2 separate regions of the Homo sapiens genome follow, and region 1 is linked to region 2. A link is a loop called in an ENCODE intact Hi-C map of the cell type or tissue named here. Cell type or tissue: heart right ventricle. All regions are shown on one strand. Each heading gives the region's core, and the rest is flanking DNA. Links, peaks and the distances in the headings are about the cores only.

Region 1 (17,142 bases), core at 4,691-12,690, 96 kb before region 2:
CTTATGTGTGTGTTCATCTTTGTGCAGTTCTTGAGATCAGTATGATTATTAAATCTGAGTGGAATGCCCAAAGAAAGCAAATTGATGCTAGGAATACTGCTGATTTTGGGTTCTCTTGAAACACTGAGTAATGGAGATTTGTATACTATGTTACTTTTCCCTGTTTATACAAATGGAGTTCAAAAATGTGAGTCTACCAATACTCTGTAAAGTGCAAAAACAATTCTAGTTTTATCAGTAATAGTCCTAATAATAAAAACCACCACCGCTTATTGAGTACTTATTATATTCCAGATGCCCTTTTCATATATTACCATGATTAATAGCAATCCTACTGGATACATCTTACCCTTATTTTATAGGTGAGGTAACTATTTAAAAAGTTAAAAAAAAAAAACTTGCCCAAAGACAGTCAGTTATCCAGTGACAGAGCCAGACTATGAACCTGCTGGCTCACCCCAAAGGTCAGGCTCTTGACTCCTTTTAATGTGAGTGAAGGGAAAGTGACAGTACTTGAGAGAATGCGACAGGCCCTGTCTTAGGTATGGCGCCCTGGGAGAAGCAGGAAGAGAACCAGTGGCTTCGACTCAGATTTCCCTTGTTTTAAAAACAAAAGCTCATTTCTAATAGGAACGTAGATGGAGCACACATACTCTCTAGTCAAGCAAATCATAGAAACCTTTCACTCCATATCCACTATTTCCTCAGCCAGTGCTCAGTCTCATTTCAACCATAACACAGTAAATGAATTCTGGCTAATACGAAGATAATTAGCAGGAAAATCAGGGAAATTGGCAGATGCTGCTCAAGCAGGAGAAAAAAAATTCACTGAAGCCTCTTTGGGCTTTTAATCAAGTGTGTAAGGTACTCCTTTAGAGGAGCTACTGAATAATTCTATTTGAGTCACACAAGTGATTAGGAAAAGGTAAGGGGCATCCCACAAGGGGACAATTCTAGTGAACACCACACGTAAAGGAAGGGTGACAGAACAGGTATGCAATCACCCTGACCTACACAGGGAGGGAGGCTGGGCAGCAAGAGGGCTGAGCAGGAAATGGAGCCCCTCATTTGGCTGCAATTACCACTCCACAGGGGGCTAGGGCTGGGGAGGGGAAAAGATACGAAGGGCAAGTAAATTAATGGATGTGGCATTCCTAAGGAGAATGGGAACAGGGAGTTAGCCTCCAATAAATCAAACGCTCCAGACCCCCAAACGCACAGATGAGCAGTGCCTCTTCTGAGTTTGGCCTGCAGGTATGATAAACACGCCGTGTACATGTGTGCACACATGCACAGACTGAATTTTGTGAAGTAAATTGCAAATCCAAGAGTTTGGGGGGACAACACCAGAAAAACATTTACGTCATTCTTGATTCCAAAATATTCTGCTGGAAAATGTCCAAAATCTAATAAAATTTAAGTTATATTTCTCTGAGAGCTCTAACCGTGAAAAATAAAGAAAAAAATAAGCCAATTCCATTTGACTCCCTCTGTGTCTCTGAAGAGCTACTACAGCTGAGGGAGTTACTTGATGGATGTAAAAGTGTCTGAGGTGGGGTCATTAGCTGCTATGTCCTGAAGCCCAAATGAGGTCTTTAGTTTAATTCCAGTATCAGCACATCTCATGATTTCCTTTTATTAATTCCCTGGATTTGGGGATGTATCAAAAAGCAGGTGGTATAAGATAGGACATCAGCTTTTTTTTTCCACACTAAACAAAAATAACATTTGGCATACAAAAGTAACTTTACTGAGGAAGTCACTTGGAGGTCTAAAAATATATTAAATGATGCCTAAAAATACCAGTTATGAGGATTCAGGCCAAATATTATTGTGATCTTTCACCTTAAAAATATTTTCCGACTCATTTTATATTGAGACGTCCTCACATTTAAACTGTGCTCACAAGGAAAATTTATGTTTTCAGTTTACAGAATAGAAACTTGGAAAAGACTACGTACTTTTTCTGCCCTTTCTTTTCCAAACAATAGAAAGCCATTACCTGAGCCCAGCTTGTTCTGGAACAGTGCTCACAGACAAGCCAGGCAGCCATGCTGTCTCTTAAGCCACTATGTTTTCAAGGCTGGTTTTGGCTGAGAAGCTTCTAAGAAGGTAATCCTTTCTGCATTGTCATTAGAATAGCTTTTTTTTTTTTTTTTTTTTTAAAGAGAGGCTAGGCCTTGTGTTCTCAGAAGGCTTATTCTTTCAGTGATTTTTGCTTTTCTTTTTTTGTGGATAACATACTAAACACTCTTCCAGGTTCAGTCCTCCAAGAGTTCTCATAAGAGGGTAGAAAAATCTCATTTCTCATAAAATGGAGGGAAACAATTGCCTCCCTAGCAAAGTTTACCAGCTTAAGAGCAAGGATCATAAAATCCACTTCTGGCATTCACAGCACATTTATTTTAAGGCAGTACAAGGTTAGTGAGTCTTGCCATTTGTTAAGAAGCAACAAAGGTTTATCAACCTGGGGAGGGCTGGTGGTTTTGGGAGTAGTAGGGGCTAAATTCTTACAGCAGTCTAAAAAATTAGAAAAACAAAAAGCAAAAATATATTGCAGTTTTTTGGGTGGATTTTAAAAAAAAAACCTTTTTTTTAATGGTCTTATTCATCTGTATGTGACTGCTGTGTGTAGAGGGGGTTTCAATGAACAGAACAGACTCCCAATGAACAATGGGATATTTAATGCAAATAAATGCTCCTACTGACAAAGGAGTCTTGGCTACTCACCTATTTTTGAAAAGACATAAAAAATTCAAAATAACCACATTTTGAATTAAAATAGGTATCATTTTCCAAGTTTATGGACCACAAACTTCTAAAACTAACATGGTCCCAACCTTAACAACTATCCTCACCTGCTCTTTTCTATAACATCTACTTTGAACACATAATGCTTTCTTCATTAAAAAAATACCTGTGGTTGTTTAAATAAAAAGTCGCTGGAAAGCATACCTCGTATTTTTTCTCTCATTAATGGTGTTTATTTAGAACAAACAGAATGAGAAGAGGTCAGAATTAAATATTAGGTTGGTGCAAAAGTAATTGCAGTTTTTGCCATTACTTTTAAATGGCAAAACTTCAATTACTTTTGCATCAACCTATACAGTCCTGAGTTCTTGTTTATAATTAAATTAGCATCTGTACACTTTTCTGAATGGAATTCTGCTGACACAACATTCTGTGAGGCAAACCAGCATTCCAAGCAAACCTCTGTCTTCAAGACTCACACAGCAGAAGCTGTTTTAAAATAGACTCACTCACTGAAATGGCATTTCTGTTTCCACCAGGTAAGGGAAGGCTCTAGCATGAATGCAGAATTGATATTCCACATCACATGATGGGGTGGACAGGTTCTGCAGAGCAACATCCAGTGTGTAAATACAGAGCAACACTGGAAATGCTCAGTGGCTGGTGGTCGAGTTTGTTTCAGTAAGTGAAATTACTCCATAGGATGGTTTGTTAAGCATTTGTTAAATCCCTCCAAAACCAAACCAAACTAAGCAAAGGTAGGGTCAGCACACAAGTAGAGAGAAAAGCTAATCCACAAAGAGACGTGTTCAAGCCCTTCTACTGAAATGTGGTGCATAGTTTCTTAAGTGAAAAGATTTTTAATAAAAAACACTGAAAATGTGCAGCTCCAGAAAGGTTGACTCAAACTATGTTTAAGAAATGGGGTCAATGTGGAATGTATGAAGAGATTTTAAAATGATACAGGAAAAAAATCCTAAGCTCTCCAAACAGAAGTCACTCTTAACATCTTTTATAGTTTATGTGTGAAAAGGAATTTGTGCTTGGCTACTGGTACTAAGATTGTACTTCATCTCAGGAAAAGCAGAGGGGGGCATTTCACACCAAAGCCCTGGCAACTGTAAGGCTTTGAAAGAAGGCAGCATAAAGTTTGTTTTCATATATGAAATAATGTTGAGGCTAAAAGTTCAATGTATGTATAGTTGTGTCTTAAGGTCAAAAATTTTTGAGATAAGGAAATTCAAACACTTGGGGAGAATTTTAAAAGTAAAAGCACTGTATGTGTGTGGACTCATAAGTGCAAAAATGAACCTCAAAAGTCTTCTAGTTCATATAAATGTGACAAACAATTTAAAAGCTGTAACAGTCTACAATAACTATAACCAACATACATATATACCTAACACCAACAAACATGTTTATATACATTTATATACACATGCACATTAAAGGAGTGGGAGCAGTGGGCTCCTGGTGAGCCACTCTGAACGGTCAAGCCACGTTCCTAAACCACGCTGCTCATCTTCCCAAGCCCTCTTGTTCCAGGGAGGTGCCCGCAACGATGGCCTGCTGCAGAATACAGAGTGGCTTTTTCATGTTTGATGGGTTGTAAGAAACAAAAAGCCAACTATGGCATCTATGAAGACTATGCAACAGAGACTGTAAGTGGCCCTCAAAGCCAAAAATATATATTATCTGGTCCTTTCTAGAAAAAGTTTGCTTGTTCCTATTTCAACAGGACAAAACGAGAGGCCGTTCCCAACAAGCAGGCTAAGAAAAATTTAAATTACTCTCAGGTGGTGTGTGCCTCAGTAAATAAACGTTTGGTTATAAATGAAGGAATGCACTTTCACAAGAGAAAACAATCTTACAAAGAGTCTTAAATTGCTACAAATACCCCATTTTCAGAATATCCCACAGATGAATGTATGATGGTTAGAATGTAGTAACATTTGACATAGGAGACCAGTTTTATAAGCTAGTCTCCTCTGAAACTTATGAGAAATATTTGATCACTGTAATAGCTTATAGTCTTCATTCTTAAGAAACCAGAATCAAGGGATATCAGGTATTGATTTTTTTTCTTTTTTTGGATATCAGGTATTAAGCCTGATGTTACTCTTGCCTTCTGACCTTTAAAATTCTAGCCTTCGGTCAAAAACATATTTCATTCTTGAAATGATTTTTTCAATAGCTAACAAAATTAATCTTTATTAATTTGGTATACATAGGATGTGTTATGATTTACAAAAAGCTAGTCACTGAAACAAGTCCAAAACCTGTGAAGCCAGCATTAAATACCTAGAGACCGAATAAAGAAAACAAAACAAAACAAAACAGGTCTGACAACGTGAATCTCCTCTTGTGTCATTGGCTACCACCTGCAGTAAGAAAACACAGAAGTTCAGGACGAAGAGACAGGCTGATTTGGACCTAAAACAGGCTGCTTCTTTACCCATTACTATGAAAATGCCCTTTTAGGAAGTAATAGTATAAACAGCAGGGCAGTATAATAGTATAAATAGCAGGGCAGTATGAGATGTAAAGACAGGGAATTCCAAAACTATTTTGGACTTTTTAAAGAATACGTAACATTTTAGGGAAAAGTTTATCCTCAACAAAAGGCAACAAATGAATTCCTTCCTCCAGCAAAGAACTCTCCCACTCCACTTCCTTCTCTCTGATAATGCAGGTATAACCTATTCCTCAGGAAATGGCCCATCTCCAAATTCCTCCTCCAGGAGCTTCTGCTCCTTAACGGATTCATTCCTGTGGTCTCTTCCTTGAGCACTCCACCCCCTCATTAGTCTATTCTCTATGTGGCTCTGCTGTGATTCTTATGTAATGCCTTAGAGTCACGCTTCAGATAGTCACTGCTACTCTAAGACTGGCAGCAGACATGGACAAGGTCATCTGGTAAGTGCTAAGTACATTTTCTTTTGGACTTTTAGAAACCGATGAATCAGTTTAATAGTTGAGACTCAAAAGTTTCCTGGTAATTAACTCGCTTGGCAGATCTATTGGTGATTTTATACTGTTTAAGCAATCCATTACAATGAAGTCCTGTTCCAAATGATCCACATTTCCATTGAAATTACAGAGAGAGTCCACAGTCACATTACCACCCTGCAAAAAATCATTCTCACAGGCAAAGCGGAGCCCAACACTATCTCGGATTCCATTTAATTTGTTTCTTGGAAGTGGTGTTGGTTTCTTCTCAACACAGGACAAAATAACTCCGATGATTAAAAATGATTAAACATTTTGGCAACTAGGAAGCGTTCTCCAATGGTGCTGCTTTAGGCATTCCACCAGCAGTACAGTCTCAAATAAAAATAAAACCATGTTAAACTGTATCTCTCTTCTTTTGAGTGTTTGCTTTTTGTATTTCCCTTAGTAAACAAGAAATGAGAAATGAACTCACCACACCATAGGAATATGTGTCACAAGTTTCTGACACAGGGAGACTCTGGATAACTTCTGGAGCCATCCATGGGAAAGTTCCAACCAAGGACATGTGTGTTGTATGGTTATGGAACCGAGAGGCACCAAAGTCACAGATCTGAGAAAACAGGAATCAGTGTCAACTTTCTACTTATTGGCTAATTAAGGGATTATCAGTTACAAAAATCTACATCTGAAATTAACAATTTTTTTAAGTAAAAGAAATAGTCCTACCTTCAATACTCCATCAGCAGCTATAACAACTAAAAAAAGAAAAAAGGATAAATTATGACAATCATCTAATTTGTTTGAGCTGTCTTCTACTGAAAAAAACCATAAACTTCTATTTCTGTCTTCAATATGGGATTATGAAAGGTGAAATCAATGTATTTACAGCATTGAGGATTTTGCAAAAGGGGGCTGACATTAAAACAAAAACTTAATTCCATTAGGTACTGATTAAAAAGGCTTCTGAGACACTTGTTTTATCCAAATGCAGTACTGTCCAGTAAGAAAGGCACAAATTAGTAGTAGTTAGGAGAACCAAATTTTTACCTGGGTTCTGCCCATGTACTGCCAATGTGATACTGAGGTAGTCATTAGCTTTACTACTTCATATTATATATATGGTTTCCTCCCAACTGAGTGATTTTTGTTAAAGGTGGAGAGAATATTCATTCATTCACTTGTTCATACATTCATTCATTTAATAAATATTTGCTGAGGCTACTGTGGGTAACGCCATGTATAATGCTGTGGAACAGGACTGTAAGCAAGTCTGCCACTGTCTTTGCTCTCAGGGGGTTTATATTCTTATCAGAGAGACAATTAAATAAACATCTACAACAAACTGGGATAGATTCCATGATGAGAGAAACAATACTATAGAGCCAAAGAACAATGATATCTGTGTCGAGGGCGGTCAGATGAAGTTTCCTGTAAGAAATGATGCTTATGCTAAAACCTGAAAAACACAGGAGTTAACCAGGAAGAGGAGAGCTGAGGGAGGAAAGTAGTTTCCTAGGCAGAAGAGAGAGCCTATGCAAAAACTCAGGAGCAGACAAAAAATGTATGGCAATTTTGGAAGGTAGGTGCCAGGTCAAGAAGAGAAAGAGAAAGCCAATGAACAATTTTATGTGGAGGGATGAAATGAGCAAAGGTGCAGAGGGGAGACTATGTCAGAGAAGAATAGACCTGGAGGCAAGGGCATCACTTGGCACTCAAGGTTTTGTGGTCCAGGAGACAGATGAGGACATCTGTACTAAGGCAGTGGCAAAGGACAGGAGAAAAGTTGACCGAGTCAAAAAATATTTAGGATGTAGGATCACCTAGGCTTAATGAATGGCTGGATATTGGGGGAGAAGGAAGCGAACTCAAGGATAAAATCAGATAAAGAAGCAATACAGATTAATGGTTAGAATAGGAGCTCTGGCTTTAAACTGTAACTACTATTTATCTCATTTCTGGCTTGGGCAAACAGTATTGCCACTCAGTAAAAGAAATGCAGGGATGATTTTTCGGGGTTAGGGAGAAAATGAAAAGATTAATTTGGACATAATATATTTTAGTGTCTTAAAAAATATCTATGTGGATGTGTCTAATCAGCAGATAGAAAAATAGTTTTGAAGTTGAGATCTGTTTTTGAGTGTTAATATGTAAATAGGGCTTTTATGGGAGTGCAAGACTCAGAGCATAAGAGGAGATGAGTCCAAGGATAAAGTTCTGAAGAACTGTTTCAGATGTTTCTTTTGTAAACCGTGCAGTGCCTTGAACATGATAGATGATCAATACTTACTAGTTACTGATGATTTTACCAAGGAGGGAAAATGATCTTTGTATGATCTAATATTTGAAAATAGCCTCAGGGTAAACCTGGTACTATAAGTAATAAGCTACAAACTTTTACAAATAGAAATGTAAATATTATTAATTTTATATTCAGCTTTCTCATTATAAGATTAACAAGTGCTCACTAGAAAAACTGCCATTATAAAAATACATAACATAGAAAGTGAAACTCTGGTTACCTTTCCAAGGGAAAAAGAATTGCTATAAGTTAGGTCTATATTCTTTCAATATCAGTGTATGTGTGTTCCTATTTAGTAACTATAATACATATAACTGTAACTTTTTAAAATGGGGACACTCTCCATTGTTATATAGTCTTCATAATGATAGCAGGGAAAAATCCATAATTTAGTTAATCATTCCTCTTTTGTAGAAGATTTAAGATATACTGAAGTCAAATAACATAGTTAAATTGAAATTCTGAGCATGAACTGAAAATTTACAAATTCATAAAACTCTGATCTTTTCTACTACAGCCTAGATTATTTCCTAATGACTTCCTGTTAGCTGACCATATATCAAAAGTGCTTAGTTCCAGGAAGCTTAAGTCTAAGAAGAACCAAAGAATACATGATAACCTAGAAGAGGAAAGGACAATCAGACAGGGTTAAATTGGTGGTCCAACCTGGACTACTGATAAGTGGCAGGTGCTGATAACTTCCCTCCCCGCCCCCATCCCTTCACCCCCTGCTAAACACACACACACTCACACACACAAACCTCACAGTCCTGAGGCACGTGCAAGGGTACCTGATCGATTCATTCCCTGGTTCTCTTCCACTACTTGTCATCACCACCCATTCTAAGGATCACACTATTAGCATATACTCGTTTTAATTAAAGATCTCCTAAAAATAGATAGTTCGCTTCCTCCTTACTGAGAAGGAGCATTTAGAAAGCATGTAAATAATTAATTGATTGGAGGGTATTCAGAAAAGTGGCAAACTCTGATGTTTACTTTAGCTAGTGCTATAATGCTACTGCCTTTCTCAGATAACTCTGAAGTGATGTAACAGAAGAAGCATTCTGTTACCACTCCTACTTGAAGGTAATGTCTAATCCTGCAAGTTATTTTAAAATGCTCACCCTCCAAATTATAAGATACAGGGCCATAAATAAGCTTTAGAAAGTACAGAAGAAGAGAAAGAAGAAAAAGAGAGCCTTTACTTTCCAAACTTCCAATCATGTGGCTCATTTCTGGGCACTACTCCAGGTAATACAGGCATGACTGGCATCAACAATTCACACCACGCAATTCAGATGCAACAAGAACAAAATTCAAAATTGATAGTGCACAAAGCCACCTAAAAATAGAAGACTAAAAATATATGACTGCATACTTTGACACAGCAGTATCTCTTTTAGAAAATGATTCTAGGGAAATAATTAGGGATGTCTTGAAAAATTTGGCTGAAATATTAAGCCCAACATTTCTTATCAGAGAAAAAATGTAAACAATTCAAATGTCCACATTCTGGGCTATATTTATACAGTGAAATACTATGCAGCTTCTTTAAATAATATTGAGATTTTTGTTATTTATTGACAGTAGAAAGGCTTCCATGGTATCAGCAGTGAGTCCAATAGTAGGTTACAAAAGATATGTAAAAGAATGATGCTCATTTCTACATGCAAGTGTATGTAATTTGTAATAAAATAGGTAAAATAAAAACATAACTACATTACCGTTTCTTGACTTGAGGTCTCTGTGAATCACCTTGACAGGAGCCTCCATATGTAAATAATGCATTCCTTTTCACACAAGAAGAAATAAAGGCCTATTAATATTTTTCAACATTACATCAGTATTACCTTTCATAGTTTTTCAAAGAACTCAAGAGCAGAAACTAATTCACATGTCTTATTCTTCCATGACTGATAAAATGAAAACAGAATATGTCTACATTAGTAACATGTATATGTGAAGTCAAATTTATAAGCTTTAATCTCTTAGAGGTTGGAATTTGACTGTGGGTAAATCTAGCTTCTTACAATACCTAATAAGGACACCTTAATTTTCTGCAGTCTGCATGAAAATAGCACAGTAACCACTGAAAGGAGGGCTCCACGACTAAGGTATTCCGCTACCAACTACCTTCTAAATCTGCCAAAGTTCTGAGTAAAATTTGTGGTTTTCATCTGGTTGTCTGCAGGTACCCAACTGCAGATTCTGATGTCCAGTTACCGAAGTTCTGGATGTCTATGGTTACCTGGCTGCAGCTTGGCTTTTTCTCAGTACCCATTCCAACAAGACCTGGGAGTGGATGTGGGGTAGTGGTGGGGAGAACTGGGAGGACTGATTAGTTACGGTTGGTAAATAATTTTATGATCTTCAGATAAAAAAGTATACAGTAGTTACAAAGTATTTCATTCCTTTTACAAGGATAAATCTTTGAGATAATCTGTATTTCAACATACTCCAAAATTCTTTCCATCATATTTATAGAGCTTTATTATTTTGAATATAAAATTATACTTTAAAGACACATTTTATGGTTACCACCTTAGTAGTTTTTGACTCTTTCTGTATTTACGTATTGTCTACCCCTTTAGAATAAAAAAAGGATGATTTTCTACTAAAATATATCCTCTTTATTTCTCAAGTTGTTTTTTCTAACTAATGGCAGAAATAGCCTCCCCCTCACCTCCAAATCAAATAGGCTTCTTTTTAAAATGAACAATGCATTGAAAATAATTTAATAAGAGGCTTAGGCTTTTTAAAGCATATAGAGAGGTTAATTTTTAAATCTTTATTCTTCTATTTTAATTATGATATATTGAAGAATCATGAAAGGACAAAGAAAATTTAAACTCTTGCCTTTTAATGATATCACTGAATGATATCACTGAAGAGTCAAGTTAACACAAGTATTAGTAATTATGTGATCTTAAATAAGATGTAACTGGGATAAAGGAAATTTCTCTTCTGATAAGAAGTTCTACATCCCTCAAACTGCAAAAATTCAATAGTTACAACTTGGGTAGCATTTAATAATCTATATGACTGGATTTCATAGTTACCTCTCTCTTGCTTTAGAATCAAATTCCTGAATAATTTTTCAGGTAGAATCTGTATAATTACTATTACTGGTAGAGATAGTTTCTACACTTGCTGACAAGTAAGGATTTCAAAAAACAAGACTCAAATACAAAAGCTTTAAATATAGGCACTTTCCTTCCTCATGGAAGATTATAAGAAAAAAGTACCATAAAGTATTAGTGTACGATGCATAGTATACATTTAAATAATATTTCATATAAACAATAGTCATCACACACACATAAAATTCTATTTAATGTTTTTGTAGATCCATCTATAATTCTGCCTTATATTTATTGCAAACAATTAAGAAGGCTGAAAAATACTTTCATCAGGTGTACATTCAGGGTTTCCTTAAAAAAAGAATTGGCAGGTGTAACTGAGGAGACTTTTGGGGAGAACTGGAATGAGTGGTGACCATTTTGAAACTGGATTGGAGTTTATCTGCTTTAATTGTTCCTTTTAAGCATTGCTGATTAGCTTGCAGCAATTTCAGATATACTTGCTGGTCCACCCTCCATTATCCTCACATCTAGAAAGAAGAGAATCTTTTTTGTGAGAAGATATTGTCTCAACAGCAATGATGCTGAGCAATGCCTATTTTAAAATGCATGAATCAACCTTTGCTTAAAATATTCATTCTCTGATTTCTCAACATATCATTGCTCCAGTGGATTCAATCATAGGTTAAACTGAAAGGTACATAGCTGAATTTGAAACAGAATCAACAAAAATCAAGGCTTCCTACTTAATCTCTTAAATTCTTAAGTTCTACACCCAGCTTATCAGAGAAAGCTGAAGTCATTCCTAAAGCCTTGATTTTTTTTTTTTAATGGGCCATCTTAAAGGATTTTTAAATGTTAAGTATTACTTGCGTCCATAAACATACAAGCCTCTTCTCTGCCTCACTCTTCTCACCTGAGGTCAAACACATTAGCCAGACAGGCAAAAGGGATTTTATTAATCTGCAGTTTTGGACACCATCAGTGGGTCCAATCCCATTCTCTCCTTCCCTTTTTTTATTTTTTTGAGACAGAGTCTCACTCGGTCGCCCAGGCTGGAGTGCAATGGCCCAATCTTGGCTCACCGCAACCTCCGCCTCCCAGGTTCAAGTGATTCTCCTGCCTTAGCCTCCTGAGTAGCTGGGATTACAGGCATGCGCCACCACGCCTGGCTAAATTTGTATTTTTAGTAGAAACAGGGTTTCTCCATGTTGGTCAGGCTGGTTTTGAACTCCTGGCCTCAGGTGATCCACCTTCCTCGGCTTCCCAAAGTGCTAGGATTATAGGCGTGAGCCACCGTGCCTGGCCTCTCCTTCCTTATTTTTAACTCTGGTACCAGTTTGCTACCTAATTTTTTTTTTTTTTCTAGACTGAGTCTCACTCTGGCTGGAGTGCAGTGGCTTGATGTTGGCTCACTGCAAACCTCTGGGGTTTGAGCGATTCTCTTGCCTCAGCCTCCCAAGGAGCTGGGACTATAGGCGAGTAGTGCACCACCACGCCCAGCTAATTTTTTGTATTTTTAGTAGAGACAGGGTTTCGCCTTGTTGGCCAGGCTGATCTCAAATTCCTGGCCTCAAGTGATCCACCCGCCTGGGACTCCCAAAGTGCTGGGATTATAGGCATGAGCCACTGCACCAGGCCCAGTTTGCTACCTAATTCGATTCCTTCTCTTCCTTGCCCTTCTGATGCAGAGCACTAGCACTCTTGAGAAAACACCAAGAATGACTCAGCTGATGTGGAGCCAAGAGACTTATCCCTCAGTCGGGATGATGTGGCATGTGGTTAAGGGGGTGCAGGGAGAAGAGTTTCCCAGGCTGGGAATCAGGGATGCTTAAGTAGAGCACAGCAGGAAGCAGAGTGACTGATGTTAGCTGTTTTGTTTGCTGTCTATCTATTCTAAGTGCCAATAAAGTAATAACATGGGTGTAACTGGCTGAGCACCCTAAATGCAAACGTGTGTAAGGTGATGTGCTGTAAGTTAAGTACTACCTATATATGCATTTACATTATTTAAGGGTATTTCCACAATGCTCAGGCAGCCTCCAATAAAGGCACATCACCTTGCTTACAGAGAGCTGGTCCTTGTGTTCTACTGACATACAGAGAAGTCACTATGATATTACATGAAAATATCTTTAAGAATATGAAAGTTTAAGCATGATTTGAGATGCCCGATGCATCAATACACAATTAAGCAAATTAACATAAAGTCTCAGGTACACCACCCTAAACACAGAGCTTATTATTTTTATAATGTAATGAGGCATCATTCAGCAGCAGCATCTAGCATGAAACTCAAAAAAAATTTTTTTTCACTTTCCCTATTTGAAGAATTTGGTAGGTGTTGATGAAACTTAAAATAGACAATTCCCCAAAGGAAAGACTGCTACTTTTGGAAGTCACACAGTGAAATCAACGTATGAGTTGCTCCCCTTACTGAGTGCTAAATCACATTATATTTGCTTTGTAAAGAGATGCTTGTAGAGAATGGAGTAGTAAAATGTAGAGGAGTTAATTGCCCCAGGAAAATTCAGACACACTTTGTAGGGGTTGCTAGAATACAAATATAACTATCGGTGTTCATTATTTAGATGAAGTTGTTTCCAAAGCAACTCTGACAGTTATAAATAAAGCCCAGAAATGTTCAGTTAGGAAAATGGAAAAAAAAAAGATAAAAATAAATGAAGTTTGAATTGCTTTAGAAAGCATTCATCTATGCAAGAATGTATGAGAAAAAAGACTGGGCACTTTGTTTAGGGGTTTGGTGTATTAAAAATATTTAATTCCAACAGCGATGCCTAAGTAAGTTTACATTAAATGTAAAATAAAATCTGAATTGCTTTTACATGGCAGGACAAATAAAAATTTTTTTTGCAAGTGGTTTCTATTTTTAGCATATTATGTATACAAAATGAGTAGAACTAATCCTACAATAAATCATGTTTTCTGGATACTGAGTCTAAGTAGAGACTTTCAGAACAACAGAACTATGATTTTTCCATTTAATGTGTCAAGCAAGCTAGTCAATTATAATATCACAAAACATGACAAACATGTCTGCCCTGAAGCTACAACTAGATTTCGTGGATAGAAATAAAGTAGAGTCTTAAGAGGAAGATAAAAGGAATTCAGGAGTGGAAAGGCAATGACCTAAAATATTATCTGTACCATCAGCTGTGGAATTCTTACTACTTTTGGTCTGGAAAAAGAACATCTAAAGACAGAATAAAACATTTTCTGATGTTAAGTCCCCATTTCAGGAGGGGAAAATGCACCCCACTAATTCTATAAGAATATACCAAATATTATTACCTTTGGCTACATCAGTGGCCCAGGTCATAATGTGATCCATATCCATCTCCTCACTTCTGTTACTGTTAATGTAATCATAGAGTGATCCCAGAGAAGCATATTCTATTTTAAAAGGAAAGATAAGCATATAATTAAAATCAAGATACATTTCAGAAATAAGACTTTATATTTTCATTGAGAAAATACATTAAAGAATTTAACAAAAGACATCAAAAATATATAAAAAATTGTTCCATGGTGTGGTTTCTAAAAGTTAATGTCATCCAGAAAAATATCTGTCAAACAAAAGACAGTAACTTACAATGAATAGTAAACTTCAGTTGAGAATCAAAAGCCATTTAGCTGGAACTGAGAAACCCAAAGAGGTGTTGGAAGAATAAATTTGAAACAAAGGTATGTATATAAATAGGTATTTCTTTAAAAGTTGTTATTCTTATGAGATAGATATTAAATGCATAAATCAGACAGCTTAATGACAGTGTAAACAAATCAATTGTTGTCACATAAGGACTTAGAAGAGCTCTCAAAATTTAAGCACAGAAGGTCAAAAAAGTGAGAAAAATCCTTTAAAAATGAAGTATAAATTACATACCACAAACTCACCTGCAATAAGTATATTATTGGATGATTTTTAGTAAGTTCATAAAGTTGGGCAACCACCACCACAATCCAGTCTTAGAACCTTTCCATCACTACAAATAGTTCTCTTGTGCCAGTTTGCAGTTAATCATCACTCTCACACCAGCCCTACAATCTGCTTTTTCTCTCTACCAGTGTGCCTTTTCTGGATAGTTCATATAAACAGAATCATACAAATTGTTCCTTGTGTCTGACATCATTCCCTTAGCATAATGTCTTTATTTCTTTGTTTCTTTCTGGAGTCAGGGTCTCGTTCTTTTGCCCAGGTTGGAGTGCAGTGGTGTGATCACAGCTTACTGCAGCCTTGATCTCGGCTCACTGTGGCCTCCACCTCCCAGGCTCAAGCAATCCTCCCACCTCAGCCTCCCAAGTAGCTGGGACTACAGGCACATACCACCATGCTGAGGCTGATTTTTTTTTTTTTTTTTTTGGTAGAGATGAGGTCTTGCTGTGTTGCTTAGGGTAATCTCAAACTCCTGAGCTCAAGCAATCCCACCTGTCTCAGCCTCCCAAAGTGCTGGGATTACAGGCTTGAGCCACTGCGCCTGGCCGCATAATGTTTTCAAAGTTCACTCAAGTGGTAAGCATATAAGAAGACTTCAATTCTGTTTTATTGCCGAATACTATTCTGTTGTATGGATATACTACATTTGGTTTATTCAGTCCCCAGTTGATAGATATTTGGATTGTTCCCAGTTTTTGGCTATTACGAATAATGCTCCTATGAACATTTGTGTACATGTCTATGTGTGTAAATATGTTAATTTTTCTTGGGTAGATTTCAGGGACTGATATTGCAGGTCCATATGGTAAGTTTATGTCTAACTTTTAAAGAAACTATCAATCTGTTTTCCAAAGAGGCTCTACCATTTTATATTCCTGCCAGCAACGTATGAGGGTTTCAGTTTCTCCACATCCTCACCAACATTTGATATTGTCTTTTTTTTTTTCTGAGAAAGGGGTCTTGCTATGGTGCCTTGGCTAGTCTCAAACTTCAAACTCCTGTTGTCAAACAGTCCTTCCCTGCCATCCTCTGCCTCACAAGTAGCTGGGATTACAGGTGCATGTGACTGTGCCCAGCAGTATTGTCTGTTTTTTTGATTATGGCCATTGTAGCGGGTATAACACTAGTGGTATCTCACAGTGCTTTTAATTTGCATTTCCCTAGTGACTAACAAAGTTGGGCATCTTTTTATGTGCCTATTAGCCCCTTTTATATATTCTTAAGCAAAATATCTATTCAAATCTTTTGTCCACTTTTACACTGGGTTGTTTTATTGAGTTCTAATAATTTTTTTTAGTTCTAGATACAAGTCCTTTGTCATATATATGATTTGCAAATATTTTTTCCCAGTTTGTCATTTGTCTTTTCATTCTCTTAAGATCATGTTTCAAAGAGCAGAAATTGTTAATTTTTATAAATTCCAATTTCTCAATTTTTCTATTATGGCTGTGCTTTTGGTATCATTTCTAAGAACTCTTTGCTTAACCCCAAAGCATGAAGATTTTCTATTTTTCTTTTGAGAGTTTATAGTTTAACCCTTATACTTAGGCTTATGATCCATTTTGAGTTCATTTCATTTTTATGTATGGTCTGAGGTGTGGCTCTAATTTTTTTTTTTGGCATATGGATTTATTTTTGAGACAAGGTCTCACTCTGTTGCCCAGGCTTGAGTGCAGTGGCACACTCTTGGCTCCCTGCAGCCTCAACCTCCTGGGTTTAAGCAATCCTCCCACCTCAGCCTTTCTAGTAGCTGGGACTACAGGTGCACATCACCACGCTGGCTAATTTTTATTTGTATTTTTTGTACAGATGGGATTTTGTCATGTTGCTCAGGCTGGTCTTGAACTCCTGGGCTCAAGCGATCCTCTCACCTCAGCCTTCTACAGTGCTGGAATTACAGGTGTGAGCCACCACACCCGGCCCTGGCATATCAATTTCTAATTGTCTCAGCAATCAAAGGCTGTCTTGGCATCTTTGTTGAAAATCCATTGCCAATCAATGTGAGGCTTTTTCCCTAGAATTTTAATTGTGTTCCTTTGGTCTATATCCCTGTAGATATTGTGCCAATATTGTATTATGTTGATTACTACAGATTTATAAGT
Region 2 (12,263 bases), core at 1-8,000:
TGAACTCGGGAGGCAAAGGTTGCAGTGAACGGAGATTGCACCACTGCGCTCCAGCCTGGGCAAAAGAGCGAGACTCTGTGTCAAAAAAAAAAAAAGGAAAAAAGAAAAAAAGAGAGTGACATACATTGCCACAGCTACACTTTTTTAAATTGAATTTTTCTGATTATAAAAGTAAATGTGTGGGTCATGTGGTATTTACATTTCTCAAAACTTGAGGTAAATTTTATCCCAGAAGAAAACAAAACTGCAAACACATACTGAATTCTAGGAACAATATACAGGATGAAGTGTTTAAGGAGAAGCACACTGATGCCTGCAACTTATTTGAAATGTATCAAAATGAATTAATGAATGGAAGGGTAGATAGCTGCATACACATCTTATAACGCAAGTATTTATATTAATGATAGGCACTAGATGGTAGGTATGCAAATATTTACTACAAAACCTTTTCACCTTTTCTTTATGTTTGAAATTTTTCACAATAAAATGTTGCGGGGAAAAGAAATGTAAAATCATCATAGGAAAATATGAAAAACAAGGTACAGTATAAGAAAAATAAAAGCACCATACAGACACAAAACCTATACCTGGGATCATATTGTATATAATGTTTTGTAACTTCCTTTCACCACTTAGCACTATACAATGAGCATTTTCCTTGCTTTCTAAATGTTCTTCCAAATGGAAGAGAAATCAATTATATAGCTGCAACGTAATTTGTAATTTCCAATTCTTCCTTGTTATACATCTGAGAAGAATCCTATAATTATATCCATCTTTCTGCACATCTCTGATTATTAAGTCCCAGAGCAAGATTCCTGGCCCAAAGAAGTAAACATTTTAAGATTCTTGATACATTTTGCTAAACTCTTCTCCAGAAAGGTTTACCAATTTACATTCCTAATAGCAGTGTATCACAGATGTAGCTAACCAGAGCCATGAGTTTACATTTCAAATAAAATGCTTTCATGAATAAAATTTCTCTGTAACCATAATTTCTGTCAAAAAGACAATGTTCTTTTTAAAAAAGTCTAAAGTAAACAATCCTAGTACCCAAATCTTGGTTCCTAAATAATATACTCCAAAATCAGGTATATTGACTCAGGGCTTCTCAAAAACATGGCTGACTCCAGGAATGAGACAGGAACTAGATGAGCCTAGTACATCTTTTTGTGCCTGAAGTAAGAAAATCATAAAAAAATGACAGCGACATACCAAAAGGACACAAGAGCCAGCTGGAAAGAGCTCTTACTTGCTAAATTTGGGATAGTTTAAGCATGAAAATGAATAACACTAATGGATTATAACATTCTGAATTCCAAAAAGTCTTTAAGTATACGATCAAACAATAAATACATGAATGAATGGTTGACTAAAGGAAGAAAGGAAAAAATAAGGGCAAACTCACTTATGCTAGAACTTTTTACTTTCTGCACAGTAAACTGTTATAGTACTATTTGATCCAAACAAGAATCATCAATAGATGCTAAAAACATTAGTAAATGTTTGCTGAGGAAAGATATTTACTTAGCTTCAAAGTATCTACCAATAGCTTAATTATTAATTACAAAGGAAAAATAGGTATTTTCTTGTACTGTGGAGAAATTGGGTAAACCCCTCTTAACTAAGCATTCAAAACTAACATCATCAATAATGAGACTAACCAACATCACAAGACACCCATTAAGACACACCAAGGACACACAACCTATGTAGTTTTCCTGCCAAAACTACATAAACTCTGACTAGGCTGGGGGCTGGGGAGGAAATCACATAAACCCCAAATGAGGGACATTATACAAAACACTTATCCTATACTTTTCCAAAATGTCTACGTCTTAAAAGACAGAGAAAGGCAGAGAAACTGTTCCAGATTAAGCCGGGCTAAACAGACATGTCGATTATATGCAATATACGATCCTGGATTGGATCCTGGGTTGGAAAAATTGCCATCAAAAGCTCGCATTGCAAAAGTTGGCAAAATGTGAATATAGACTGTATAACAAGTAACATTATTGTTATCATTGTTACATTTTTTGAATTTGTTAATTGTACTGTGGTTGTGTTTTGGGAGATGCTGAAGTATTTAGGGATAAAGGTACATGGCATCTGTAATGTACTCTCATCGTTCAGCAAAAATCATACAATATATATGAATACATATAAATCAATAACATATAGAGAAAAAGCAAATGTAAAATGTTACTAAATGGTGAGTGTAGGGGAAGAATAAAACGTACTAGAGTTCATAGTAGTATTCTTTTAATTGTTCTCTAGGTTTAAAAAAATTTTTTTTTATTATACTTTAAGTTTTAGGGTACATGTGCACATTGTGCAGGTTAGTTACATATGTATACACGTGCCATGCTGGTGTGCTGCACCCACTAACTCGTCATCTAGCATTAGGTATATCTCCCAGTGCTATCCCTCCCCCCTCCCCCCACCCCACAACAGTCCCCAGAGTGTGATGTTCCCCTTCCTGTGTCCATGTGATCTCATTGTTCAATTCCCACATATGAGTGAGAATATGTGGTGTTTGGTTTTTTGTTCTTGCGATAGTTTACTGAGAATGATGATTTCCAATTTCATCCTTGTCCCTACAAAGGACATGAACTCATCATTTTTATGGCTGCATAGTATTCCATGGTGTATATGTGCCACATTTTCTTAATCCAGTCTATCATTGTTGGACATTTGGGTTGGTTCCAAGTCTCTGCTATTGTGAATAATGCTGCAATAAACATACGTGTGCATGTGTCTTTATAGCAGCATGATTTATAGTCCTTTGGGTATATAAAAATTTTTTTAAATAAAGTTTTAAAGAACTACAGAGATTTTAAGTAAATACAGTCTTTCTTTTTTGTTTTTAAATAAAGTAGTAGTATACCCACTAAAACAGAGAAAAGTAGTACATACTCACTACACTAGAGGTCTGCAAATAAAGTGAAAGTAAATAGTCTTCCTTTCTCCTCTCACATAAACAAAGTTAGAGTTTGGTATATATTTTCTCTACATTTTGCTAAGTTTATAGAACATATATTTAGTCTAATATTAAGTCATTCTTAAAGAGTCACATGAAATGAGCTGCGAACATTTTATTAAGTGTTCCATTGCTTCTAAAACTCATTGGCAAAAAACAACCAAGTGACATGGAACTGGATCTATAAATTTGGAAAAAATCCAGGGCTTATTACCTTTATCTTATCACTTAGAAAACACCTAGCCAGAAGCCAACACACATTTCATAAAGCATAACAATTATTTACATAAGAAATGTATATTTCCTTGCTAGTAACTGTCAACTCCTCGCCATAACTTTTTATGTCTTAAACTCATGTTATTCCAGTACAAATAGGGGTTCTTTGCCATAATTTACTGTGTCTCTTTATCACTCATAATCACTGACTAAGCCCCAAAGCAAAAGTGGAGGTTTTGTTTTTCCTACCTACAGGTTTATGAGTTATGCTCTTACAGTTTACTGGAATCAACTCAATTTCTGAATTACCTACATTCATGTTAAATACCTGCACGAAAGCAGGATTTGGCAGTTTCCAATTCCTGCTTTCACTCCTGCACTTTCCTATGTCATTTTCCTGGCTCTCCCAAGAATAGAAGAAAAGGTATTATGTAGGTATCCTTGGGGAGGGGGGAGTGGAGTGAACGGGTTACAATTAATATTTTCCTATCAAAATCTGTTTCATGTCTCATAAAATCTTTTTCACATCGAACAATCATATAAGAACATGTTCCTTTTACTAAAGTTGTACAATCTAAAGCTAAAATATTAGCATATATATAAATAACTGACTATAAATGGATGGAGCAGGTTTAGTTTTCTCTTCGTACCTGGTCAATTAGAGGTTTCAGAGTCAAAAACTAAAGAACAGGGGTTCTAGCCTCCTGGATTTCATTTGCCCCTCCTGGGGCAGCTTAATACATTTCGCAAAGCTCTATTTCCCAATCCATAAAATGGGGACAATAATGCTTCCTATAAAGGACTTAAAGAATTGATCAGCTAAAAGGGCTAGGTTCAGTCCAAGGTAAGACATGGATTTATTACTTGGCTACCATTAAAAATTTTTATTGATTGAGAAATGGGGGAAAGGGAAAGTGACTTTCTCATACCCAGTACCTTTCTGTTTTGTGTACGGATGGGCTTTAAAAGCTCTCCTTTCTTAATGTCTTCCAAAAACCTATAGATTCCCCAAGGCAGAGATCTCTCAGTCCTTCTAACCTGGCTTCAACAATTGGAAACACAGCTGGTGATCACACAATTACACAGCACCGCTGGGAGGAAACTCACAAAGTGCTACCATTTGGGTTTCCTTCTCTAATCAATTGCTATGGTTCACTGGCAGCAGTTAATGAAAAAAATGAAATCATTCAGGGAGATTAAAGGATATTTATGGGAAAGTTCACTTTAAAAAGATATTGAACAATAATTTGCCAAAACAGGGCGTAAATAGAAATGACCAAAACCAGCTCCAGAGGGTCGCTGCTGAAGTTATCAATGCTGCTGAGTCCCTGCAGGTCAGCTCTGTAATTACTTTTATTCTCATGGTACCAAACTGAATGTGACAACCATGTTATATCTCATTCCTGAGAAGGATGACAGTTCTAAGAACTCTGAGCTCAACTAGGACCAGCACAAATCCCAGGCTCTGAAAGCCAAGACCCTTTTCTGATTTTACTAGGAGGACAGCTCTCTGTCTGGCACCTATTAATTCTATATAATACAAAGACCATCACTGTTAGCCTTAAGTAGAGGTGAAATCCAAGAAACAGGTACTGCATATTTCAGTTAAAAAAAACAGTGTCTTATCTTTTAAAAGACAACTGCTGATGACCAGAAGTTCAAGCAGAGAAAATGGAAAGGGTATAAAAACTTCACACATTACTCTTTACCGACCCCTCTTGGCTGCCCAGGGAAGAGAAAAGCTTGAACCCTGGGAAGGTCTAAAATCTCACCTCTGCCTCCAGGAGAGCTCAGAGAACATTTGGTCTTTCATGCCCTGGAAAGAAATCCTCTTACTTCAGCTGACCCCTAGTAGAACTCAACCCTAAAGCACACGCTGCAATAATTTCTATTTATGGGGCTCCCAGAATGGAAATTGGGAAACGGCCTCGTGGATCAGTCCCAAAGGCCTTGCTAGGTCTCTTGCAGCCCTGTGACCCTCTAACTCGAGGTTGAAAAAGCTTACATAAATGGTATCGTGACTGTTTCTGTCAGCTGGAAAAGACCTTACCTCTTTCTCTATTTTGAGGAGCTTCTTTACAGCCACCTCCTTGTCCTGTGATATCCATTTGGCTCGATAAACACTCCCAAAACTTCCTCCACCGCAGTTTTCAAAAAACTGCAAGTCATCAAATTTAATTTGCACAAAGGAGGCACCGAGAGACGACATCTCATAATGACAAAGTATTATACTTCCACAAAATCTGCAGAAAGAAAGAAAAAGAAAAGCTGAATTACAAATATATTAGGCTAAATCCTCTGAATCCTACTTTAGATAATATATCATGAACGAGTCCTGTGAAACTTCCAGAAAGTCACGGTGACTTAGGAAGAAGAAAAGCAAGATTATAAACAATTCGAAAACACTCACCCTGGCAGCCCACGCAAAATTCAACAACAACCTGCCCAGACTTTGAAACACAGCTGCCCACAGAGAAATGGCTCAGATATCCCCCAGACAAAACCTGCAGCAGCACTTCCTACTCATCCCAAGGAGCTCTGCCGAAAGGCTACTGTGTCACCAGGTCTCCTCTCAGGAAGCCCTGACAGACGGGAAGCATGCTTTCCACAGCAAGCTTGCATAGCTCCCCTGGCATCTGAGGCATGCCACCTCTCCACGCTGCACTCACTTCACACAAAATATACACAACCTAAGCCACCGAGCATCCTGGTACACAGACAGCCAAACGGCTGCAAACTGAACACACAATAAACGTTGACTCCAAAAACAAACTTTCAGGTTAGGGATGACAGAAAAGCTGGACTGTTTGCCAGAAGTGGCTCTCTGGACTGTATACTGTAACAAAACTTAAAGAGTAGAAAAAATTTGCCCTTGATTACAATATATTAAGTCATCGAAAGAATACTGCCAAGGACGTTAAAAAATATTATGCTTGTTTCCAAAGAAACGTATTACCCCTCCCAGAGATTATTCTAGTGATCTTTCCTACAGTCTAAGGAGTTTTACTATTCTCCAGGTAAGTGGCCATTGTTAACACTGTATGCCAAACCATAGATTAGTGAGACTTACAAACACAAAAACTGGACTAAAATTGGGTTAAAATTTTGAACCTACATAAAATGCTTAAAATTAGTGGATAAAAAAGTTTGTGTACTATTTTATCCCATGTGTACTATTTTATGTGGTTTATACTATTCTTGCAAAAAGTATAAACCAAAACCTTAAGAGGGACAAATCTATATTTCTAGGACATTCTACAAAACATCTGGCCTAGGCTCCTTGTAATTATGAATGTCATGAAAGTTTTTTTTTGTTTGTTTTTTGCAGAAAAACTTCTAGCATAAGGAAAACTTAAACACAATGACTAGGCTGGATGTGGTGGCTCACGCCTGTAATCCCAGTACTTTGGGAGGCCGAGGCAGGTGGATCTCTTGAGGTCAGGAGTTCGAGACCAGCCTGGCCAACATGACAAAACCCTAAGCATACAAAAATTAGCCAGGTGTGGTGGCAGACACCTGTAATTCCAGCTCTTGGGAGGCTGAGACATGAGAATTCCCTGAACCCAGGAGGTGGAGGTTGCAGTGAGCTGAGATAGTGCCACTGCACTCCAGCCTGGGCAACAGAGCGAGACTCCATCTCAAAAAAAAAAAGGGAAACACGATGACTACATATAATTTATGATCACTGGATTCTGGATAAAAAAATCTATAGAAAATATTATTGGGATATTAGAGAAATCTAAATATTAACTATAAATTAGATGATATTATTTTATCCATGGCAAATAATGGTATTTTTGCTTTATAGATGGATGTCCTTGGATGTATTGCTTGGGAAATGCATGTAGCCATTTTAAAGTATGATGTCTATAATTTACTTTAAAATGGTTCAGTCCTCATCCCTGTCCCCCGACACACACATCCAAAAAAGTACATAGGAATAGAGAGAGGGAGAGAGAAAGCAAGTGTGCCAAAACGTTAAGAACTGGCACATCTAGGTGACAGGTATCTGGACATTTTACTACTCTTTCCATTCTTCTGTGAGTTTTTTTTTTTTAAATAAAAAGGTAGAAGGGGTTGGTTTGTATCCATATAAACTGGCAACATTTCTCCATAAAAAGCCTGGGGCTCTGCTGAGTGAAGTGCACAGGCAGCTCAAAGATCTTAGCATGCAGCTGGCTAGCCATCCCATTTCAGGAAAATCAGGTCACTGAAGAATGCTGATTTCTCACATGAAGTCAAACGCTGCTCTACTTTGGGGAGAAGGCGAGAAAGAGGAAGGGTTATTTGTTCATCCTCTAAAGTTTAGAAGATACACTCCACATAAAAATATGAGTGAGGGAAAGATCATAGTATCCAAATATAGTCTATAAACATATGTGAATCAACAGTTTATGTTACCAACTTTTTTGTAATTCCTATTTAGTTAAACATGGAAAAGAACAAAATTTGTATAAAATTCAGGAATGTTGCCAAGGGTAGGTATATAGAGTATGCAAGCTAAAAAGTTTGTTCAACCAAATGTCAAACACCATTTGCAAGGTTCCCTCAGCATTACAGACACTAGGTTTACATTTTTGTTAATTATTTTTATAAAAGCATTAAAATGAAATTGAACTACAAAGCTTATCATAAAAAATAGAAGTTTCCTGTCTCCCCATTCCCCATACCCAATTCCCACTCTCTAGACGCAACTAATTTCAACTCCTTTAGCATTTTCTTCTGGCACTGAACTCTGTATTTCTAAAGAATGTGCTTATATTACTATTTCTTGATTTTCCATTTTAGATATTATCTATTAACTTCTGTGGAAGACAAGAATTTAGTTCTCATATATCACCCTCTACCTCCATGCATGCAAGCATGGCATACTTGCCCAAACCTCCCAGCTTCCAACCGTACTGTAACATTTGGTTAAGTCAATAGTCAGTGTTTACAGTAATCCAACAAAGTAAACATTATTCCCAGCAGTGCCATGTAGGATTCAATAATTACATTTCCTTTCTTGGATAACGTTTGGATTCTCTTAGAGTTATCAGTTGCCCTGTTTTTGCTTTTTTGTTGTTGTTTGCTTAGCTTTTTACACTCCTAACACATTCCCCCCATTAATCTCTCCCACGAGCTGCAAAACTCCTCTCAATAAAATTAAAACAAGTAATTTCTCTTTTTTTTCACTCTTTGGTTCTATTGTTTTTAGAGACACTCCTTCTAGGCCCTTCATCCTGATTCAGTCTGGCTGGAATGGTTGCTCTCTAGGCCTGACTTGGACTGGGACTCCTGTTGGCTACCATCCTAAGAATTTCCTTCACCTTTTTCCTCTGTGAGAACCTTGTCTTTGGATTTCGCATCTTCCCTTTCTTGGTTTACTCCCTTGTTTTGATGACACACATATCTCCCATTAGTTACCTGAATAGAACACACAGAATAGAATTTTTTGAGAATCTGTATATCTTAAAATGTCTTGATTGGTAGCCTGGTTGGGCATACAATTCTAGGTAGGAAATGATTTTCCATATAATTTTGAAAGTATTACTTCATTTTCTCCTAGTTTCTAATGTGGCTACTGAGCAGTCTGATGTTACTGATTATTAACCATTTTTATATTATTTTTTCCTCTCTGAAAGCTTTTAGGATCCTCTATTGATCCCAGGAATCCTGAATTTTAATAGGATATGTTTAGGAATGAGTCTTTTTCATTCATTGGTAGGACACTCAGTGAACTCTTTCTATCTGTAACTCATGTATTCTAATTCCAAGAAAGTTTCTTGTGTTATTCATTTACCACTTATAGCCACTTTGACTTCATGTCATCTCATTTCCCATACACACACGAGGAACTGCCTGCACTTCCCAATATACACTGACCTCTCACATCTCCACATTTCTACACAGGCTAGTGTCTCTGCTTCAAATACTTTTCTCTGCACAGCAAACTCCTATCCCTGACCACCTCTTTGAGTCTCCTGAGCACAGCTGAATTCTCCCTCTCATGTGCCACAGCACCTTTCTTTACCCATTTATCTTTCCCACTTAATTCCCACCAGACTATAAATTCCCTAAAGTCAAAACTCAGTTCTGTTTACATCTGGATCCTCAGCACCTACTACACAGCCAAGTACACAGTTAGGCAGCTTTTCCATTAAAAAAGCATTTGTTGAATAAGTGAGTAAATAGCTTCTGGTTATTCTTCCATTATACCTTTTGTAGCTGGAAAGGTTTCAACCAAGTCATGTAAAACTTAAGGTGTGTAATTTTTACAAGTGCCCCGGAGGGTTCTGAAGCAAATCCTGATTTGGAAACTGCTGCCTAGGCTTCTTCGGAGAGTGTATTTGGGACTTTCAGTACTGGGTCCCTCTGAATCCCAGGGTCAGGGAAGAAGGAGGAGTAGAGAAATCCTTTCCAAAACAAAGGCAGAGGTCTGAAGCAGGATGAGATCAGTATGAATTCATGTAAGCCTTATGCTGCAGAACAAGCCCAGGGAATGTGGATGAACTGAGACAGGATCAGTCACAACTGACACTGACCTAAGGGTGCCAGAAAAAGGCTGACCTTTGAGAAGCACACTTCTCCAGGATTTCACCACTTGACAGGAGGCAACTAGCCAGGTTCTTCACAGAATCACTGCTATTTTGTGATACACCATGCCATTTTGGGAACTGGCTAGTTGTGAATGGAACTATCCAATTACTTGAATGTTTTATTGAAACCATAAAAAATTAAGTTCCATCTGAATACCGAATAAACTAGTAATCTAGGGTATGTGAGTACAGGTTTAACTCCAGTGAGCTTGGCAAAGCATCATGGATGTAGCTGAAAAACTTGGTTGAGATTTCCACTCCCATATACATGAAAGTTAAACCATATATATATTTTTTCCCCTTGAGTTTTCTCTCCTTTAAGAATCATTTTTCTAAGGGGATCAATTTATGACGAGAAGAATGAAAAATCTGAGTGCTAGTTATTTATATTTAAAGCGTGTTGGGGAAGACTGCTACTTGATTAAATTATGTTCTAATTTTTCAAATGTATTCTCCACTTAATGAATATACCAGAATTTAATAAAAAGTCATCTATATAAATTTATTTACATGGTATATCAAATCAAATCCAACGTTTTCATCTCACTGCATTAAAAGAATTGTTTTGGCCAGGCACGGTGGCTCACGCCTATAGTCCCAGCACTTTGGGAAGCCGAGATGGGTGGATCACTTGAGGTCAGGAGTTCGAGACCAGCCTGGTCAACATGGCAAAACCCCATCTCTACTAAAAATGCAAAAATTAGCCAGGCATGGTGGCGTGCATCTGTAATCACAGCTACCTGGGAGGTTGAGGCAGGAGAATTGCTCGAACCGTAGAGGCAGAGGTTACTGTGAGCCAAGATCGCACCACTGCACTCCAGCCTGGACAACAGAGCAAGGCTCTATCTCAAAAAAAAAAAAAAAAAAAAAAAAAAAAATTGCTTTTACACAAAAAAGGCAATTTTGCTCCACGCAACAATGCTCAGTTTTAGTTTTGTAGGATTCTAACTGTTGTTTTATAAACTCTCAAAGCTGTTTTAAATGTTAAGTATCTACCATACAATACTGAAGGGTAAGTTAGAGCAGAAATGTCACAAAAATCAAAGTAAAATAAGGCATCACAACTCTGTAAATGTTGAAAATCAATAATTTGGTGGTTGAATCCAATCATTTCACTACTTGAGTAGAATGTCAAAAAATTTTTAATTTAAAGTTTTCCTTAAATTAAAATTCAAAAACATTTAACTATTAACCAAATTGCTGAAAGCATATATAGCAGCATCACCTAATTATGAAAAGTGGAAACATAAGAAGGTAGGAAATCTTAAAGAATTATTTTACTTTTTAAAGTTTTCAATCTTCTAGTCCAAAAAAATAGACTTAAGTTTCTCTATTCACAGACCTTCTATTTTGCTTCTTGATTTTTCAGATCCATGTTGACCTCAAATAAGTCATTTACCTTTTCACTGTTACTTTTGCCCCAAATTAAAAACAAAAATGACCCCACTACAGTTCTAATGTTAAAAAGCAAGGTTTTAGAATTAGATTGATAGGAGTTTGAACTCTCCCTCCACCTCTCGGTAACTTTAACAAATCACTTTTTCTCAGACTGTGGCATTTCCAGATGCATAAATAAAAAATTTCAAATCTTTTCCATTCAATGTCACAAAACTGATAGCCCCAAAGTTATCAAGTTTGCATAGTATTTGACTTCATTGATACATCTCACTTCCAAATAAGAGATATTTCAACAGGGAAGTAGCATGATTCAGGGTAAAGACCCCTACTAGAGAGATCTATGAGCAGATCTGTTATTAGCTACTTGGGCAAGGCACTGTGTCTCTCTGACCTCACTGTTCTCACTGGCAATAATACCAGTGCTGTGAAAGTGCATACGTGAGCACAGTGCCTAGTATATGGTATACATGCAATTAATGGAAATTATGGTTTTCTCATTATTTTAATAACCCTTGATATCATATTTAGCCATCTATTCCTTCAGTTTTTATGGTCAGGTATGCTCTCAATAGCTTTCCTCTCCCCATTTTCAGAATTGTTTTATATTATATCTCTTAGTTTTGTAGAGCAATTATTAACAAATAAAGGTGCTATTGATCCCTGAATCCTTTCCCTCTCTTTGCCTATTTTCTAATTCTTTCTCATTCCTCTGTTTAACTGCCGTTTTTGGTTTTTGTCATTTCTGAAAGATCTTATTAGTAAGTAATTATAATTTCTTTTAAGCTTTTTTCATAATGTATTTAAATTGCTAAAACACAATACTTTTCTTTTTTTTTTTTTGCACTTTTTGGACATTAGCATTGCTAAGATCTATTTATTCAATGATAGCACTCACTTTGGTAGGGTGCTGGAGCATCCCCTCCTTCCCCAGTGACCACGGTCTTCTTTCAGACATTATCTGCTGCACAGTCAATTGCACGTCTAACCCAAGAAAACTTAACCTGATTATCCAATACCTGCAAGTGATGATTTTTTAAAAAAAATTAAATCTACTTTGGCCGGGCACAGTGGCTCACACCTGCAATCCC

What was found. Peaks named below come from ENCODE experiments on the same cell type or tissue, not always from the same donor. Only the 100,000 strongest peaks of a DNase experiment are listed, where the experiment ranks them.
Region 1: a loop joins it to region 2, with 6 times the contacts of the local background. A loop is called at or near these places in 9 of 110 quality-filtered maps.

Annotation. Positions count from the first base shown.
Region 1 is chr2:173,180,211-173,197,352 of GRCh38, reverse strand. MAP3K20 (mitogen-activated protein kinase kinase kinase 20) reads right to left here. Exons shown (of 20, transcript NM_016653.3): 4 at 14,398-14,499; 5 at 9,730-9,795; 6 at 6,430-6,458; 7 at 6,176-6,313. Among named protein-coding and RNA genes, the nearest start is that of MAP3K20-AS1, 93 kb to the left of the region's middle. RefSeq lists an enhancer at 5,217-5,798. In heart right ventricle, for the core only: no CTCF peak of the experiment used is centred there; no DNase peak of the experiment used is centred there; H3K27ac peaks cover 7,850 bases.
Region 2 is chr2:173,084,177-173,096,439 of GRCh38, reverse strand. It overlaps MAP3K20 (mitogen-activated protein kinase kinase kinase 20), which reads right to left. Exons shown (of 20, transcript NM_016653.3): 2 at 5,250-5,442. The coding sequence starts at 5,408. Among named protein-coding and RNA genes, the nearest start is that of MAP3K20, 14 kb to the right of the region's middle. In heart right ventricle, for the core only: a CTCF peak has its summit at 4,936 (motif pointing left); DNase peaks (open chromatin) are centred at 5,090 and 5,795; H3K4me3 peaks cover 3,258 bases; H3K27ac peaks cover 6,475 bases.